Linked DNA regions of Homo sapiens: regions 1 and 2 are each linked to region 3. A link is a contact called in ENCODE Hi-C or POLR2A ChIA-PET data. All regions are on one chromosome and are shown on one strand. Each heading gives the region's core, a stretch centred on a gene start or an enhancer-like site at or near the end of the contact. The rest is flanking DNA. Distances are from core to core; before and after follow the strand shown.

Region 1 (3,292 bases), core at 43-2,542, 7.8 Mb after region 3:
GTTTTTGGGGTTTTTGTTGTTAGTTTTGTTTTTTGAGACAAGGGCTCAATCTGTCTCCCAGGCTGGAGTGCAGTGGTACCATCAGGGCTCACTGCAACCTCTGCCTCCCGGGTTCAAGGGATTCTCCTGCCTGAGCCTCCTGAGTAGCTGGGGACTACAGGTGCGCACCACCACGCCCAGCTAATTTTTGTATTTCTCGGTAAAGACAGGTTTTCACCATGTTGGCCAGGCTGGTCTGGAACTCCTGACCTCAAGTGATCCGCCCACCTCGGCCTCCCAAAGTGCTGGGATTACAGGCGTGAGCCACCACACGGTCCCACGAATTAAGTTCTATTATCAATTTCATTTTAGAAGTGAGGATCCGAAGTCTCAATGAGGGGAAGTGTTGCCCCAGATCAAAAGGTTAATAAATGGCACAACAGGAATTCTTATCCCAGGTCCCTTTAGCTCCAAAGGGCAAGCTCTCTTATATCCCTAAGCCGAGAAGCATCTAACTGTACAATAAGGACTGGCATATCACAAAAATTATATTTCTTTCTCTACTGTCTCTCTAGATGGAACTTTTCAAAGGTGATGGAGGTCTTATTTTTAATAAAAGCAGAGCCAAGCATCAGAGCTGGTTCTTAACTCAAGATCCAACATCTAGTGTTTGTTCTACTGGGGGAGAAGGAGCTTCACCAGAAGACGACAGACATTCCAGGGTCCCAGCCCCAGAGATTTGATTCATTCTGTCTACTGTGAATGGGCCCTAGAATGTCGCTTTTAAAACCTCTCCAGATGGACCTGACGATTAGGCTTGGGATCTACCGCCCTCGCCTGCCCCCATACCTCAGCTGTTTCATAACTGCTCCCAGAAGAAGGAAGGGCAGGGAGGGCTACTCTCATGTTACAAAGAGCCGGAGAGGGCAAATGACTCGCCCAAGGCCACACAGCTTAGAAAAACAGCGGCGCGGGGACTAGACGCCAGGTCTCCCAACCTCCACTCCGGCTCGGCGTCCCAACACGGAGGAAGCCCCGAGACTGCCACGCTTAGAGCCCCCTCCTCCAGGCTGTCCACCCCGAGGCCTCCGCGCTCTCGGAGAGACCGCACTCTCGGAGAGACTCGGGAGAGAAAGACGAAAGACCGCCTTTGGAGGCCGAACTCAGCCATGCCTCCCCAGTTCCCAGCCCAGCACAGAGGAAGCTGCGGGGTCCGGAAGAAAAAAACGCACACAGGCGGCGGCCCCAAACCGTTGCCGCCCACTTACCTCAGCTCTGGCTTTACACTGGTAGCCGCCTTCCCCTCTGCAGCCGAAACCAACTTCCGGTCTCCTCCGGGAAGAAGCCACCGACTCTGTCCTTGATTGGCTGTAAGAGCTGTCCTTTAACGAAATTCTAGCTCCGCCTCAGACCGATCCCTCGCTGTTGCGCCTACGTATGTTTGACTCCTCCCATCCACCCGTTACTGACTTTTAAAAGTCGTAGCTGAGGGTTCCGTTTCTTCGTTTCTTTTTGAATTAAGGCATAAAATTGAACAAGACACCTTATTGCTTTATTTTTTATAGACCCCTTATTGACCAGAAACAATCTTATGTTTTAATGTTTAACATGCTCTTGTAAGACTTAACGTGAATTTAGAAATTTATGACACGAAAATAACCTCCAAAAGAAACGCTTGCTATTGCGCCTGCGTATATTCCACCCCCTTCCCCATTACCACTCTTTTACTGACTTAGTCGCTGCTGGTAGTTCCATTCCTTTTGTCCTTTTTTAATTTAACGCATACAATTAAGACGTCTTACATACAAATTCGAAAATATAGACATGCAGGGTTTTTTTGTTGTTTTTTTCTTTGAGACGGAGTCTTTCTCTTTCGCCCAGGCTGGACTGCAGTGGCGCGATTTCGGCTCGCTGCAACTTCAGTCTCCGGGATTCAAGCGATTCTCGTGCCTCAGCCTCCCGAATAGTTGGGGTTTCACCTATTTTTTTTTCTTTTTTTTGTATTTTTGGTAGAGACAGGGTTTCACCGTGTTGGCGAGGCTCATCTCGAGCTCTTGATATGAAGTGATCCGCCCGCCTCGGCCACCCAAAGTGCTGGGATTGTAGGCGTGAACCACCACTTCCGGACTCCCCCATTTTAAATCCCTCGCACGTATCAATTTATTTCCTGAAGAAATCCATCTACGTTGAGCATAACCCAATCCAGCTTTTCTCCTCACCGCTGACCCCAATGTATCCTGCACCAGTGACTTCCAATGGTCGTTCCCAGTCCTCATTTTACTCCATCTGTCAGCAGCATTTGGCACATTTGATTAATGGATTGCCCCAGGACTCAGTTCTCCAACCACTTCTCAGTCAGATATCAGCTGGATGATTACATGCAGGCCCTGGAACACCGTTTCCTCTGCACTTCAGACCCTCATATCCAGTGGTGACAGACATCTTTCCCCAGTTGCACTTTACTCAATTGCAAATGTTCAATCGAAGGAATCACCTTTTTCTCCTTTCTCACATACCCCACCGAAACTACCATACCAGCCTTTTGCATTAGATCTATTTAAAAATAAGTAAATAAAGTTCCAAATATGACTGACCACCGTTCCCACTGCTATGGTCCTATGCCATGCCACCATTATCTCTCACCTGGACTTCTTTGATTTTTTGTCCTCCCTTAGTCTATTTACCACACCTTCTTAAAATATAAGACCGGTCTTATCACTCCTCTATTCAAAATCCTCCAAGGCTTTCTATGACTTTTAGAATAAAATCTGACATCCTTCCCCTGGCCTATATCACAGGCCCTACAAAATTGCCAAGTACATCCCGGCCTTGGGGCCAATGCATTTGCCTGGAACTCTTTGCACAGATATTGACACGTCTCATTTCCTTCTTTCCTTTTTTTTTTTTTTTTTTTTTTTTTTTTTTTTGAGACGAAGTCTTGCTCTGTCACCCAGGCTGGAGTGCAGTGGCCCAATCTCGGCTCACTGCAAGCTCCACCTCCCAGGTTCACGCCATTCTCCTGCCTCAGCCTCCCCAGCAGCTGGGACTAGAGGCACACGCCATCACGCCCAGCTAATTTTTTTGTATTTTTAGTAGAGACGGGGTTTCACCGTGTTAGCCAGGATGGTCTGAATCTCCTGACCTCGTGATCCGCCCGCCTCGGCCTCCCAAAGTGCTGGGATTATAGGCGTGAGCCACCGCGCCCGGCTTCATTTCCTCAATTCATTCAGGTTTCTGGTCAAATGTGACTTCAAAGAGTTCTTCTGGGGTTACACTACTCTATGCAAAATAGCGCATCCCTAATCTTTCTCTT
Region 2 (3,556 bases), core at 624-3,123, 5.6 Mb after region 3:
ACGCTCAAAGTTCTCTCAGCCGGAAGAAGAGGCTAGATTTTCTTTTATACTTTGGTTTAGAAAGGGGAGGGGAGTCTAGTTAAAACAATTTTACAGAAATAAAGTAGGCAAAAAGTTAAAAGGATAAATGGTTACAGGAAAGTAAACAGTTCCAGGTGCAGGGGCTTTAAGACTATTTATTACAAGGTGATAGACTGGGGGCTTTGGGTGCTATCAATCAGACGAATTCCTGGGAATTGCGGATATTGCTCGCCACAGTATCTTATCAGTTAATTGCATCTTGGATGTGCTGGGAGTCAGCTTGCACAAGTTAAGTTCTTGAGGAAGGGGCTGCCAGTGAAAGAGCCAAGATGGAGTCTGTCTGGCTCTCTTAGCTAAGCAAGAGTCAATTCAAGTGGAAACAAGGCTAGGTGATCAGAGGAAAAAGGGAGAGTCTAAAAACAGGGTTAGTAAAAACAAGGTTGGGCATTACAATATGGAGTCCGGGAGACAGGCTGGTGTGAGCTGTGATCGAGCCACTGCACTCAAGCCTGGGCAATAGAGTGAGACCCTGTCTCAAAAAAACAAAACAAACAAAAATATGAAAGTACGAATCTGGAATTAAAAAGGGAAAGAACAGTTTCTGCAACTGGGTGGAAATTCTGGCTCTGGGTTCTGGGTACTCAAAGATGAAGGAGAAGCAAATGGAGTGACTCTTGATTTGCTTGATTGAGGGCCAGCTGTGTGAAGGAAGCTGTATGTGGTAAATGGTGTGGAAGAAAGTTTCCTTTCAACTCAAAAATGCTAAAATGCTCAGATTCTGCACTACTCGTGTGTTGCTTGTTTGCATTGGGTATCTGACATTCCTGCATAGGTAGCAAACCGCAATCTGAACTACCTGTTATTCTAATACAGAGGGGTCAAATACATATATTTGAAGGCGTCTAGGGGCACAAATTTGGAGGCACCTAGTCGTAGATTGATCACTGGTTTGCCAGTTGTTAGTTGAGAGACTTTAACATATCCTAAATATGTTTCCTCATTTGAAGAAGGAAAATGATAATCCATGCCTTGTTGGATTGCTGTGAGGAATAAATGAGATTTAGTGAAATACCTGCCTGACATAAGGCAGTAAATGCCAGATGAATATAAACTCATTCTTGAAGGTCAACCAGATTAGTAGGGATTAGGACAGCATACATCATATTTGAACTATTTGCTCTTTAAAAGAGATTTTAGGCTAGGTTTCGTGGCTCATACCTCTAATCCTAGCACTTTGGGAGGCCGAGGAGGGCAGATTGCTTGAGCCCAGGAATTCGAGATCAGCCTGGGCAATTTGGGGAAACTCCTTATCTATAAAAAATACAAAAATTAGCCGGGCGTGGTGATGTGCGCCTGTAGTCACAGCTACTTGGGAGGCTGAGGTAAGAGGGTGGCTTGAGCCCGGGGTCGAGGCTGCAGTGAGACTAGGTCATTGCTACCACACTCCAGCCTAAGCGAGAGAGAGACCCTGTTTCAATAAAATGAAATAAAATAGCTTTCACACTATTTCAACTGATCTTTACAACAAGCTTGTGCCCTAAGGTTAGTCATTTCTGATAAGAAAACTGAGGACCACCGGATTAGGTGGCTTGTTCACGGATTCTGTTCCCCTACTCCTTTCTAGTTTGTGAGTTGGGACTTTAGTTTTTCTGAATCCAGGTGAATTTTCGGAAGCCCACGTGCTTTCGGCCTTTATTAATTAATTCATTCCCAAGCCAGGTTCGCCTGACCACACCTCGAGCGCCGGCCCAGTGCTTGCGATCTTCGTGACGGCACCTGGGGTGTAAGTACTGCTTGTGGGAGAGCCCCACAGGAAATCCAGAGTATTGCGCATGCGTGCTGTCCAGAAGGCGCTTGAACTCGGCGGCTTCCGTAGCGGGAGGGCGAAAGATGGCGGCGGCAGTACTGGGACAGTTGGGTAAGGATTTCTTAGTGGTTAAGCGACAGAAGGGAGTCGAGATGGAATCTGAGTTGACGGCTTGTGTTGATGTTGCAGGTGCGTTATGGATACATAACCTGAGGAGCCGGGGGAAGCTGGCCTTGGGGTGAGTCTCTCGCTTCGGAGTTTCGGAAGGGCCCAAGGCATCTTTAGTATTCTGCCAGTTGGTAACTGAGCGCCTCCGTGCCTAACTGTGTTTTAGGCTCTGGGGTTACTGAGGCGAATGAGACAGCCCGAGTCTCTGCTTTGTCACTCTATTTTTTCTCCACCTTATTGCATAAACTGTACAGGGATCAGGATTACCCATAACCCAAGGGCGATTGTAAATGCGATTTCCGAACGTCTACTGTGATCTTTCTGGACAAGGTTAGACTATTCCATCTCCATATGGAAGCGTCCAACTTTTCAAGTTACCTCTCTGATTACTTGCTTACATGGGCAGGGACCGTGTTGTGGACAACTCTGCTTTACGTCGTACCTGACATTGTGTTTAGCGGTTTATATGCTTTAACTCACTCTCATAACATTCTACGAGTAGGTTCTGCTATACCCGTTTTTCAGACAAGGAAATTGAAGTCCCCAAACGTAAAATAACTTGCCTAAGGCCACTCAGTTGTAGGAAATTTTGAAGCTTTATACCAGAGCATTCTGTAGCCTTAGGACAAAAGCATTCATTAAAGGTTAGGGTAAGTAGTCGCTGTATTTCTCCCCAAAATAAAAAATCGGTATTTGAAAATTGATAATCTGATTGTAAATTTTCTGGTCTGTCCATTTGTTAGCATTGATTTTGGTTTAGTTCATAGGCTTTGCAGACAGATGAGTTGTATATGAATCCATTTTTTAACTGTGATCTTGGAAAAGTTACTTATTCTTAATAAGCTTCAGTTATCACTTTTATGATATGAGCGTTATGTTAGTACCTATCTCTTAGGATTTAAAAAATTTTTTAATTTTTATTTATTTATTTTTTTAGATGAAGTGTTGCTATGTTGCCCATGCTGGTCTCAAACTTAAGGGCTGAAACAATTCTCTTGCCTCAGCCTCCTGAAGTACTGGGATTACAGGCACATGCCATCTATGTAGCTCTAGTAGATTTTAAAAAGGAAATTCAAACAAGATAATGCATATGAAGTATTTAGTATGTTTATGGCATGTGATAATCCCACTCTGAATTCTAGTTGCCATTAATGTTTTTATTATTATAAATTATTACTGAGTTCCCAATTATATTTAACCCTTTTCTAAGTTTTTGGGTCCGAGGGGGATAAAGAGGTGGGCTAAAGAAGAAAATAGGAAGTAGTAGCTCTTAGGATTTGTCTGTACTCTTCTTAGATAATCTTCTATCACTCTTCCCCCAACCATGCTGATTTACTTACTTTTTCTGAATATACTTTGCACTTACTTGCTTCTTGGCTTTTCCTACTATGCCCTCACATCTTGTCTATAACAGCAGTCCTACCCATTATTCAAACCTCTGTTCAGATGTTTTCCCTTCAGGAAGTTTTCACTGGTTTCTCTAAAACGGAAAGAAATTAGTTTTTCCTTCCTTTTAGCATGTGTGCCTTCTATGATGACTTCATGTATATGTGTATGTGC
Region 3 (3,318 bases), core at 819-3,318:
TAAATCTCTAAAATTCATCCATATCTTCCTATCTTCACTGACACTATCCAACTTAATTAAGTCATTCAACAAATACTTGAGTACCTACTATACTAGATGTCAGAAATCAGTGGTGAACAAGACAGACACCTCATGAAGCTCACATTCTAGTTGGAGGAAAAAACCTTAACAAGGAAGCAAAAGAAATAAAATACTAAGAAACTAAAAGGGTGCTGGACACAGTTACTTTACAGTGGTTAGGAAGGTCTCTCTCTGTTCTTCCAGGACAGAATATAGCCCCATCTTGCCTGGGCTACTGCAACATATTGCCTTCCCTACCTCTTTTCTTACACCTTGCAATCTGCTTCACACAGCAGTCAAAGTGACTCTTTAAACATGAAAGCCTTTGTCACATGTTCCCTGTCAATCTAAAATAATTTAAAAGGTCAGAATCTAGTTTAAAGAGAGTTTATTCAAGCACAAAGGTTGAGGATGGCCTGCCCAGGAAGCACAGAATGGAAAAATATGTCTGTCTTAAAAAAGATGGAAGTCAGTGTTCCAAAGTGTGAAAGGTTGGGTTCAGTGAGGTTTAACAGAATTTCAACATCTTTCTATGCAAGGCTTAATGCACAGTTACAATGATCTGAGTAGTTAAGGTGGTCTTTTTCCTTCAAGAAAGGTACATTTAACATCACATCCTGCAGATGTAACTGTCATGGGGTCAGTTCAGTTCAGGGCACCATCTAGTCTGAGTTAGGTGCAGGACAATAAAGGAGGCTGTCTATTACAAACATCAGTAATTGAGAGGGAAGAAATCTGGTCTCTGCTCTTTCCTAGTCATTACAGAACAAGAACAATGAGGAAGAGAATTAAGCTATAATTCTAAGAAGCAGAACTACAAAACATGCTACATGGACTCAGACCACAGCCACATCTCTCTCAAAGCTTCAAGTATTTGGGAGGTTCCAACAGCTTTTAGGTTTTATTTATTTTCACATTCCATTGCAATCAGAATCAGACTAAATTGCATTCAGCAAAAAAGTTTTTTGAAGCCGGGGGCGGTGGCTCATGCCTGTAATCCCAGCACTTTGGAAGGCTGAGGAAGGCAGATCACCTGAGGTCAGGAGTTCAAGCCCAGCCTAACCAACATGGTGAAACCCTGTCTCTACTAAAAATACAAAAATTAGCCGGGTGTAGTGGGCGCCTGTAATCCCAGCTACTGAGGAGGCTGAGGCAGGAGAATCACTTGAACCTGGGAGGCAGAGGTTGCAGTGAGCCGAGATCGTGCCACTGCACTCCAGCCTGGGTGACAGAGTGAGACTCCATCTCAAAAAAAATAATTTTGAACACCTACATTAGGGCACTGCTCAATGGGAATGAATAGACAATATCTCTGCCTTAAAAGAGCTTATATTTTAGTGAGAGGAAATGAGAAAATACACACTATTTAAAAAAACAATTCAGTCGATAAGAAGGGCATTAGAGAAAAAGACTGGGAGGAGTGATGGGCAATGGTTCAGGCTGCGATGTTTTAAACCGCTCACGTGATCTAGCCCTTCCTAACCACCAGTCCTGTTGCCCTCCCGCCTCAGTATATTTCAGTCCCTTACATGCAATACTCTTCTCTCTTTATTAGGCTTCTGCAGATGTTTCCCTCTGCCTGAACCCTTTCTTCAGCTCAGCTCAAATACCCCCTTCCTCTGGGAAAACTTTCCACAAGGCTAGATTTCTATTCTAGGCTTCCGCGACACCTGCCCCTCACCTTCAAACACCGCTCATATTCTGACTTTACATCCCGCTTGTATCTGTTTATCGCTCATAATATCAAGTAAGCTCCATGCGGGCACAGCTATGATCTGCTTTCTTTGCTGCCGACCCTGCGCCCAGCACGGAGACTGTAGTTACTACTAGGACCTCGCCTACCCGCGGAACACACTGAGAGCCGGAAGTGTTGCCTTAGCTCCGGACGACCGGATGGGGAACGGCGCGGCCCATCGGGCAACCGGAAGCATAGCGTTCCTGTCCGGAAGTCCTGAGAGGGAAACGCCCGCAAAGGCTGGTTTTTAAGCGGGAGCATCTCTTCACTCGCAGCAAGTGCGCGTGCGCTGCCTCTCAGCCCAAATTGGAAACATGGCCGTACGGTCGCTGTGGGCGGGCCGGCTGCGGGTGCAGCGCCTACTGGCCTGGAGTGCCGCGTGGGAGAGCAAGTAAGCATTGCAGGCGGGGAGTCGGGAGCGTGAGGACTCTGAGGGGCTAGCGAGCCAGCCGGGGTGGTTGTGGGCTGGAAGGCGAGAGCTATCTGAGCGTAGGCCAGGGGACCAAGCTTCTCGGCCTCTACGACCGTGCACTCACGGCCCCATTTTACAGACGGGGAAACTGAGGCCATCAGCCGTGCCTCTTTCTTAGGCCGAGGAAGGTAAGGAGATCCGAGGTCATGCATGGCCTGGAAGGTGAGAAGTCTCTTAAGCCCCCAAGGGAGGGATGTACCACTCTCCCGGCCTCTTCTCCCAGCCTGTGGTACCTGTGGGTAAATTTGGGTTCTCTCCCCTCACTCCGTGTGACCTAAGGCCAGTCCTTTCTCCGTTATCCGGGCACTGTTGTACCTGTCAGTAAAAGGAGGCCGCTGAACTTGTTTCTCCAAACGGCCATTGCATCAGCCTTCGGAAGACAAGTTCCATCGGCAGCTTTTATTGGTCGCTTACGAGGCCGACTGCAGAATTATGGGTGGTTCTTTTTATTATTACCCATTTAGTAGTTAAGGAAAGTGAGGTTTAGAAAAGTTGAGTAACTTCCAAACTTAAATATTTGGGAAGTGGTGGAACCCGGGCTGGAAACCAGTCAGGGCGTTGGAATCGGCGCTCTTATTTAATGAGCGATGTTAATTAATTTTCTCAGAGACTGTTGCCCCTACACTGTTTCTTCCTGGGATAGAGAATAAAAATAGTTGAGTACGAGGTAGGGTTGGACCTCTGAATAGTAAAGTAAGCTACGGGAGAATCTGGTAAATGTGCTTAACTACATATGTCACCCTTTTTACCTTAACACACCTGACCCAACATCCTACCCTAGCACCTAAGTGAGAGGTTGCATTCAGGGTTTCGGGACTTGGTTTTGCTTACCGTTCTCAAGTCTTTTTGGCAGCTTGTTGGTGATGTAAGGAAATGACCAGAAGAAAAATGGTTCCTTCTGGTAAGCTGTCTCCCTACTCCAGTTCTGAAGCAGTAGGAATTGAGATTGGCCACAACTCCCCAACCCTATTTCTTGGTCTAAGCTTTGGCCATTTTCCCTTTGAACTGGCCCTGAGAATTTTTTTTTTTTTTTTTTTTTTTTTTTTTTTTT

The links. Hi-C counts contacts between places; a loop is a spot of excess contacts on that map. ChIA-PET counts read pairs that join two places held with the same protein, here RNA polymerase II (POLR2A). Pooled maps may share reads with other maps.
Region 1: a map of CD4-positive, alpha-beta memory T cell shows a loop between it and region 3 (33-fold over the local background). The contact joins the promoter of MED7 here to the promoter of GRPEL2 in region 3. A Hi-C loop is called at or near these places in 1 of 168 maps with a recorded cell type or tissue (CD4-positive, alpha-beta memory T cell) and 6 of 50 pooled maps. POLR2A ChIA-PET finds 5 or more read pairs at or near these places in 1 of 52 experiments (activated CD4-positive, alpha-beta T cell).
Region 2: a loop to region 3 is called in a pooled map, with 17 times the contacts of the local background. The contact joins the promoter of MRPL22 here to the promoter of GRPEL2 in region 3. A Hi-C loop is called at or near these places in 7 of 50 pooled maps.

What each region holds. Positions count from the first base shown.
Region 1 is chr5:157,141,573-157,144,864 of GRCh38, forward strand. MED7 (mediator complex subunit 7) reads right to left here and starts at 1,293. Exons shown (of 2, transcript NM_004270.5): 1 at 1,248-1,293. RefSeq lists enhancers at 961-1,010, 1,821-1,920.
Region 2 is chr5:154,939,200-154,942,755 of GRCh38, forward strand. MRPL22 (mitochondrial ribosomal protein L22) reads left to right here and starts at 1,874. Exons shown (of 7, transcript NM_014180.4): 1 at 1,874-1,939; 2 at 2,018-2,066. The coding sequence starts at 1,912. RefSeq lists an enhancer at 1,814-1,973.
Region 3 is chr5:149,343,431-149,346,748 of GRCh38, forward strand. It overlaps GRPEL2 (GrpE like 2, mitochondrial), which reads left to right and starts at 2,069. Exons shown (of 4, transcript NM_152407.4): 1 at 2,069-2,186. The coding sequence starts at 2,110. AFAP1L1 (actin filament associated protein 1 like 1) reads left to right here. Exons shown (of 19, transcript NM_152406.4): 19 at 1-207. RefSeq lists enhancers at 1,752-2,377, 2,378-3,001.